Regions from separate parts of the Homo sapiens genome. Here region 2 is linked to region 1. Evidence: chromatin contacts called from ENCODE Hi-C or POLR2A ChIA-PET data. All regions are on one chromosome and are shown on one strand. Each heading gives the region's core, a stretch centred on a gene start or an enhancer-like site at or near the end of the contact. The rest is flanking DNA. Distances are from core to core; before and after follow the strand shown.

The links. Hi-C counts contacts between places; a loop is a spot of excess contacts on that map. ChIA-PET counts read pairs that join two places held with the same protein, here RNA polymerase II (POLR2A).
Region 2: a loop to region 1 is called in a map with no recorded cell type, with 4 times the contacts of the local background. The contact joins the promoter of XRCC2 here to the enhancer-like site in region 1. A Hi-C loop is called at or near these places in 1 of 37 single-sample maps with no recorded cell type. POLR2A ChIA-PET finds 5 or more read pairs at or near these places in 1 of 52 experiments (AG04449).

What each region holds. Positions count from the first base shown.
Region 1 is chr7:148,709,598-148,713,535 of GRCh38, forward strand. The region is part of intron 1 of CUL1 (cullin 1); the gene reads left to right. Among named protein-coding and RNA genes, the nearest start is that of CUL1, 13 kb to the left of the region's middle. Within about 2 kb of position 1,759, at least 2 of the 41 ENCODE cell types and tissues checked have a DNase peak (open chromatin) inside an H3K27ac peak, as active enhancers do.
Region 2 is chr7:152,674,036-152,677,880 of GRCh38, forward strand. XRCC2 (X-ray repair cross complementing 2) reads right to left here and starts at 2,106. Exons shown (of 3, transcript NM_005431.2): 1 at 2,006-2,106. The coding sequence starts at 2,044. RefSeq lists silencers at 1,493-1,582, 1,883-2,352 and an enhancer at 1,583-2,427.

The DNA of each region.
Region 1 (3,938 bases), core at 509-3,008:
AGCTTGCTTGAGAAAATACACAAGTTAATGTAAATTGTATGAAATAAAAAATATGGACCGACTATTGTTGAGACTTTCCACATGAAACTTAGGCTGGGCAGTGAAGACTATGGTATTGTCCCAGCCACAGCTAGGGTGGTGACAGAAATCAGTAGCAATCTTAACATGCAGGATATTCTTTATGCCTGCTTAAGGTATGGGTTTTGCCAGGCGTGGTGGCTCACGTCTGTAATTTGAATACTTAGAAGGCCGAGGTGGCCGGATTGCTTGAGCTTACGAGTTCGAGACCAGCCTGGGCAACGTAGTGAAACCCCATCTGTACAAAAAATGAAAAGATTAGCCAGGTGTGGTGGCCCACACCTGTGGTCCCAGCTACTTGGGAGGCTGAGGTGGGGGGATCGCTTGAGCCCTAGAGGGAGGGAGATGTTGCAGTGAGCCGAGGTGGCACCATTTCACTCCAGCCTGAGTGACAGAGTGAAACCCTGTGTCAAAAATAAATAAGTAAAATATGGGTTTAAGTTATTGTTGATGCTTTTGTGTCTCTGCCCCTTAGCAATAACCTCCAAAACCCACCACTCTTAGGGTGACAAATAAATACAAATTGTACAGACCATGAGGGAAATTGACTAGAAAATTTTGTAACTACAAAGAAAGGTGCATCTTGACTAGGGGCATTACTATAAAAAATACCAGTGGGCCGGGCGCGGTACGCCTGTAATCCCAGCACTTTGGGAGGCCAAGGCGAGCGGATCACCTGAGGTCAGGAGTTCGAGACCAGCCTGACCAACATGTAGAAACCCCGTCTCTACTAAAAATACAAAATTAGCCAGGCATGGTGGTGCATGCCTGTAATCCCAGCTACTCAGGAGGCTGAGGCAGGAGAATCGCTTGAACCCGGGAGGCGGAGGTTGTGGCGAGCCGAGATCACGCCACTACATTCCAGCCTGGGCGGACAGAGCGAGACTCCGTCTCAGAAAAAATACGAGCAAATGTAAATGTCTAGAGGCTTACTGCTGTTTCGGAATCATAAGTGAAGCTGATGCTACAGGTTTTACCACATTTTCTCCTTTTTTTTTTTTGGTTGGGGTTTCGCTGTTGTCTCCTAGGCTGGAGTGCAATGGCACGATCTCAGCTCACTGCAACCCCCGCCTTCTGGTTGGTTTTCAAGCAATTCTCCTGCGTCAGCCTCCCAAGTAGCTAGGATTAAAGGCGCCCACCACCATGCCCGGCTAATTTTTTTTGTGTGTTTTTAGTAGGGACGGGTTTCACCATGTTGGTCAGGCTGGTCTCGAACTCCTGACCTCAGGTGATCTGCCCGCCTCGGCCTCCCAAAGTACTGAGATTACAGGCAGGAGCCATCGTGCCCAGCCCACATTTTCTCCTTTATTATAGGTATGGCCAGATTGTTTTGAGACAGAGTGGGAAGCAAAATTTAAAAAGTCCCCTTCCCAAAAGAACCCTGCTTCTTATTGAATGTTGTCATCGAGTTACAGATTTTTGTGAGCTCAGAAGACATACTCAAATCATTGAGAAACTGTTTTTCCAAATTATTTATTCTTGACTGATTTAAATGTACACTTCTGTGCATATATGTTTCTCCTCATACTCTCTCCCCAGTGTCCATAATTTCGGAAAATACTAAAAAGTTCTTAGTACTTGATGTTGTAATAGCTAGTAAGGAAATTTTCAGCAAGATGCTTTTTAGCAAATGCAGCATTGAACATATGTGCAGAGAATGGGGGTGCAAATCTGACAGGTGGAACCACAGGTGCGGTGGGTGACATCACTCACTGTGAGCCTTGAGTGGTTCAGGGACCACGGGGGACATGTGTCAGGAGCATCTTACCAGAAAGAGGTGTCGCTTAACTGTGCCCAGTTCCTTCAGGAGAGCGGTTAAAGTGGTAAATTGTCTTTAAAACAAAAAACATAAAAGCCCTAAATCAAATAAAGAGCACGGTAGCGCCGTTTCTCCTTTTGAACCAGTTTGTAGTGAAACGGGAAGTGTATTTGAAAGTTTGCTCAGCTAGGGAAAATTACTGATCAGAGTTTTCGACTCAGGGTTAAATTATCTTAGTCGAAAGAAAAATAATAGAAAGGGGTGTCTTATTGATGAATAGATTCATGTTCACTTAGTGATACACTAGCTTCCAAAATCTGCTTATTGAGCAGATACTTATTCAAGGCCCCACAATCAACTGCAGGGCAAACGGTTCACCACACATGAGGGAAATTTGGAAATTAGTTGAAGAGGATTGTGGGAACTGTGAATTGAGATTGTTCATCTAAATGGGAGTTAATAGCGTTTGTGGTTGACTAAGGGCATCCTTTACGGAAGTGGACCTCACGTGCACACCTCACTGGGAGAGGGAGAGACCTGCCAGGAGGTGCACATCTGGCCTTCCACGCTTAGTGGCCTGAGGATGTTTCCCTGGGGCACCACTTCCACAGGCCCTCTAAAAGGAGGGCAGAATGGCTTGCTGTTTGTATCTTTGTATTTGTGTTAAGCTGGGTTCTGAAAATACAGTGGTGCCAAGACAGAAGAGAAACTTTTTGGATGCTGATGTGCAGTGAAAGCTCTCCAGTAGCGGCTTTTCCAAAGTCAGTGGGTTTCATACAACAGCATCCCATTCATTCACTAGCAAGAGAGCTAGGAAGTCCTGTGGAGCTGGTGTTTTAAAGTATTCTGTTAAACATGTATTTCATGGTAGAATGAAAGATTCATGTGAATTTTAAGATAGAGTGATATTTCAAGGAAAATTTAACTCTGTCACAGCTTAGGCTGGATCCCCAGGTCTGTCCCGATACAAAGGATTCCTCCACCCTGTGCTGAAAGTTACATTTTGGTGGGAATTTTAGAGAAGTGCCACCTCTGGTGTCATCAGTTATCAAAGGTATTGTGGAGTTTTCAGGTAACGTTAATTTACTTCATTTTGACTTCAAAAATAAGCATGGGTGGTTTAACATTTAAATACTATCTTAGGAATTGCATAGATATTAGAAACCCTTTATAGTAGTGTTAACATGAATAGTAGCAAATGCTTACCGTGTGTCAAGGACTCTGCTAAGCATTTTATTTTCGTAACTCACTTATTCCTCATAGCCACCTTATACAACAGGTACTACAGTATTATCTCTAGTACAGATGATGAAATACAGGCGCAGAAGTTAAGGAATCTGACCAAGCTCACACTGCCAGTGACTTGTGGAGCCAGAACTGTGAAGTTCACAGACATCCCACGCATTTCCATATTAGCTGTTTGCAATTTGTCACTGTGTACTGTCAATCAGTGCCTCTTGAATTATTTCTTTAGTAAAATATTTTTTGTGGGATAACCCAGCACCCACACAGACATAACTGGGAAAAAAAAATGCACTGAGTAATACTTAACCTTGTTACATTCTATGAGCTCTTTTTCTTTATTTGATTTTTTAAAAAGTTCCAGTTCCCTTTTACTAAGTTGGTTTCATGATCTACACAATAATGAATTGCAGCCCTCAGTTTGAAAAGCATGTGTGGTGTAGATGATCATGATCAAATGTAATACCGTTTTTTCTTGCCCTAAAGTGAATGCAAGTACTTGGAAACAAAATACACGCAAGTACCAATCTAGACCATTGAGTAAGCATGATTTAATCTAGGTAATTGAGTAAAAGCATTGTGCTGAAACTGAGAACTGATACTCAGTCCTCAGCAGTTAAAACTAGTTTATTTGGACAAACTGGGCAGTCTTTATAACACCTGTTAAATATAATGTGATTGTGATTTTCTGTAAGTTTTCAGGTTTTCCGGAGCAATTTATACCAGTGACGCTTGTGGCATCTTACTTGGAAGTCATGTAGTAAAATAGGAAGAATATAGATGTTGACTTAATTAAGATTCATTTCTGAATTGAGCAATATTTAAGGCATTTAGTGCTTGTGTGTGGATTTTTTAGGAT
Region 2 (3,845 bases), core at 856-3,355, 4.0 Mb after region 1:
CAAGACACTTAAAGGGAAAGAGACTGGCTTAACTGGTTTTGTTAATAAAAAGGAAAATAGAGCAGCGCCAATTGCCTAGCTTCCTATTCACCATTCCACCCCACTCCACTCCAGAGTAGTATGAGCTAGGCTTAGGATTGCCACACAGACAAGGCAGGCAAAGGATATGATGTTAAATTCTTTGTTCCATGACTTAACTGTGCTAGACTCTCATTTTTTGGATACAAGGCTTGTTCTGATTGCAAAAATCATCGGACCTTAACCTGGGTTTCAAATAATCATTTAAATATAAGGTTTTGGCCGGGCGCAGTGGCTCACACCTGTAATCCCAGCACTCTGGGAGGCTGAGGCGGATCACCTGAGGTCAGGAGTTCGAAACTAGCCTCGCCAACACGGCGAAACCCTGTCTCTACTAAAAATACAAAAGTTAGCTGGGTGTGGTGGCGTGTGCCTGTAATCCCAGCTACTTGGGAGGCTGAGGCAGGACAATCGCTTGAACCCGGGAGGCGGAAGTTGCAGTGAGCTGAGATGGCACCATTGCACTCCAGCCTGGGCAACAGAGCGAGAGTTCATCTCAAAAAAATATATATTTATATATAAAAAATATGTTTATATGTATTATATACTTTCTATATAATCTATATTATAAATATATTTTTAAATATATATTTATATAATATATTTTTAAATATATATTATATATAAATATATTTTTAAATATATATTATATATAAATATATTTTTAAATATATATATATCTATGGTTTATAACTGTAGCCGTTCTTATACTAAGCAGTGGTTCTACTCTTTAGGAACAGGGATTATCAAACTATGGCCAGCAGGCTAAATCCAAAAAACAAAGCTTTATTGGAACGCTGCCATGTGCCTTTATTTATCTATGACTGCCTTCCCATTAGAACAGCAGAGTTGAGTGGCTGTGACAGAAACGGCATGGCCTGCAAAGCCTAAATATTTACCACATGGCCCTCCACAAAAATGTTTGCTGACTCTTTTGAGATTGCTTCCTCTCTCATCTGCATAAAAGATCCTTCATACCCTGCCCACTGCTCAGCGCTTACTTCCCAACCTATTGTCCCTCACTCCCTTTGTTCCAATTTTACAGAAATACTTGCAGTTATCTAAATTAGCCATGCTCTTGCTTAATTCAGAATCCATGTACTCCCGACTGTCTCCGCTCTGAATGTCATCCTCTCCTTGCCAAACCATTTCAAATGGTCCTTGAAACTTCAGTCATCTCCTCCTGCATCTTCCATGATGCCCGCCCCTCTAATGGACAACAAACTTTTGTGCAATACTGTAATTCTTACAGCAGCCTCCCTTACTAGTTCTTTAATGGCAGAAGTTATGTCTTTTGTTGCTTACTCCTATCCCTTAACACGTAGTTGACACACAGTAAGTGCTGGACACTTGGTTCAATTCTTGAGGGGCATCCACCGGCTTGTGTGGCTCTGGAGCTACCTGGGCTGGAAACGAATACTAGGGGGTGGCGAGGGCCAGCTGCCCTAAGCAGAGACACGTGGGCTACAGGGAGGTGAGGCAACCTCCGCAAACACCACCTGTTCCAGAAAAGCTCCAAATGCTCCAACGGGCGACCCCTCCCCTTTTCTAGCTTTTCTTGCATAGCTTGACATTTCCAACGGTAGTTAATTTGTGAGGGGTTTTTAGACCATAACTCTTGGGAGGAGAGACCTCGTATGTTATATCGATCTGGGCAGGCAGCAAGTCTTCCAAAGAAAGACTTCCTCCACCTCCGCCCGGTCCTCCCACCTCGGAGGACTCCAGGCTGCCCAGGGGCGGACCCCTGGGGCCCAGGTGAGAGGTGGCAGAGGGTGCCAGCATCGCGGGCGTCTAGGCCGAGAGGCCGGTCCCAGCCCGGCCAGGCCGCGCCGCCCCAAGCCTCCCAATCCCCCGGGTTCCCTCGGCTCCCCTCGCCCACCGGCGGCCTTGTTCCCATCTCCCTCACTCCCAACCCGGCGGCTCTCACCTCGGTCCCAGACTCAGCCCTATGGAAGGCACTACACATCGCCCCGAAGGCTCGGCGCAGGAGAGACTCAACTTTCCCGCCACCAACGCCATTCACCAACTGCGCAGACTCTACGGCCAGTCAAACCCGCCCACCCGCGCGCGTGCGCACTGCGCCAGGCCGCGGCCGGGGAGGCGGGAGCATGCGCAATAGGGTGTGCGGGCCTCCCCGCCCCGCCCCCAGTTCCTGTGACGTCAGACTTCCGCGTCCCCCGCGGCGCTCTCCCGCGTCCCCTTGGAGATCGCTCCGGGGTGGCGGGGACAGCTGGTGCTTTTCTTGTCTGTTGTAAACTTTGGTTCGTTATTATTATATTAGGTAAAGCTGGTCTTATGTATTAATTTGTTTAACCATTAAAAATAATTGTATTGCACAAGCAGGCCCCTTTGTCCGTTCTCGGGTTAAAAGCCTCTGGCTGTGTGTGCGATTCATGGTTAATTCTGGAAAAAAAGAGAAAAGTATACTGTATTTAAAAGAATTTTTAAAATATACCGAGCCTGTGGATTTATCAAGTTGCTTTTTGAGGTAGGCAGGAGGATCACTGGAAGTCGGGAGTTCGAGACCAGCCTGGCCAAAATGGTGAAACCCCGTCTACAGTAAAAATACAAAAATTAGCCAGGTGTGGTGGCGCATGCCTGTAATCCCAGCTACTCAGGGAGGCTGAGGCAGGAGAATCGCTTGAACCAGGGAGGCAGAGGTTGCAGTGAGCCGAGATCGCGCCATCACACCTGAGCGGCAGAGCGAGACTCTGTCTCAAAAAAAAAAAAAGACAAAAATTTGGATATAGTAGCATTGGCCATTATTATCAAGATGACAAAATGTTTTCTGGAATGAAAAAGTTTCATGCAAAGATATACTTTTCACCCACCTAGTTTAGTTTTCAAAAACGCTAGGAAAGAGCATATACCAATGAAGTATTTCTCATGGGTAATATTAAAGTTGCTCATTTTGTAAATTGGAATGGTTTTGGTTCCAAGTCACAGAAAACCCAACTCTTACGTCCTGAAACAAATGGGCTTTACCGGGTGACATCACTAGAAGTCCAAAGGTAAGACAGGCTTCAAGGTTAGTTTAATTGAGAGGCTTGATGAGGCAAACAAGTACCTCATTTCTTTTTACCTCAGATTCATGTTTTCTACCTTGGCCTCTTCTCTACGTAGGGCTGCGGGCCCGTATCTGAAACATTAACAACCATCAGGAATGAGGTTGGTCTGGTTAGCTTAGGCCTGAATCGTGTGCCCCACTTACTTTTCTTTTTTTCTTTTTTTTTTTTTTTTTGGAGACGGAGTCTCATTGCACTCTCGCCCAGGCTGGAGTGCAGTGGTACCATCTCGGCTCACTGCAACCTCTGCCTCCCGGGTTCAAGTGATTCTTCTGCCTCAGCCTCCCAAGTATCTGGGACTACAGGCACGTGCCACCACGCCAGGCTAATTTTTGTATTTTTAGTAGAGATGGGGTTTCACCATATTGGCCAGGCTGATCTCGAACTCCTGACCTTGTGATCTGCCTGCCTCGGCCTCCCAAAGTGCTGGGATTACAGGCGTGAGCCACCGCGCCTGGCCCTGTGTGCCCCACTTCTATCCGGAGTAGAGACATATTTTTTCAAAGCACACAGGCCTTGTGGAAAGGTGTGGAGAACAGTAAATGACAACAATAACAACAAATTGTGAATCATTAACAAGAGGAGTGGGAGTGGATGCTTGGGAGGCCACCTCTACCGTCTTTTTTTTTTCTTTTTTCCCTTTCCTATGGTGCTGAACCACCTATATCTTCATTACACCCTCTGTAATGAGGATATGTGTAT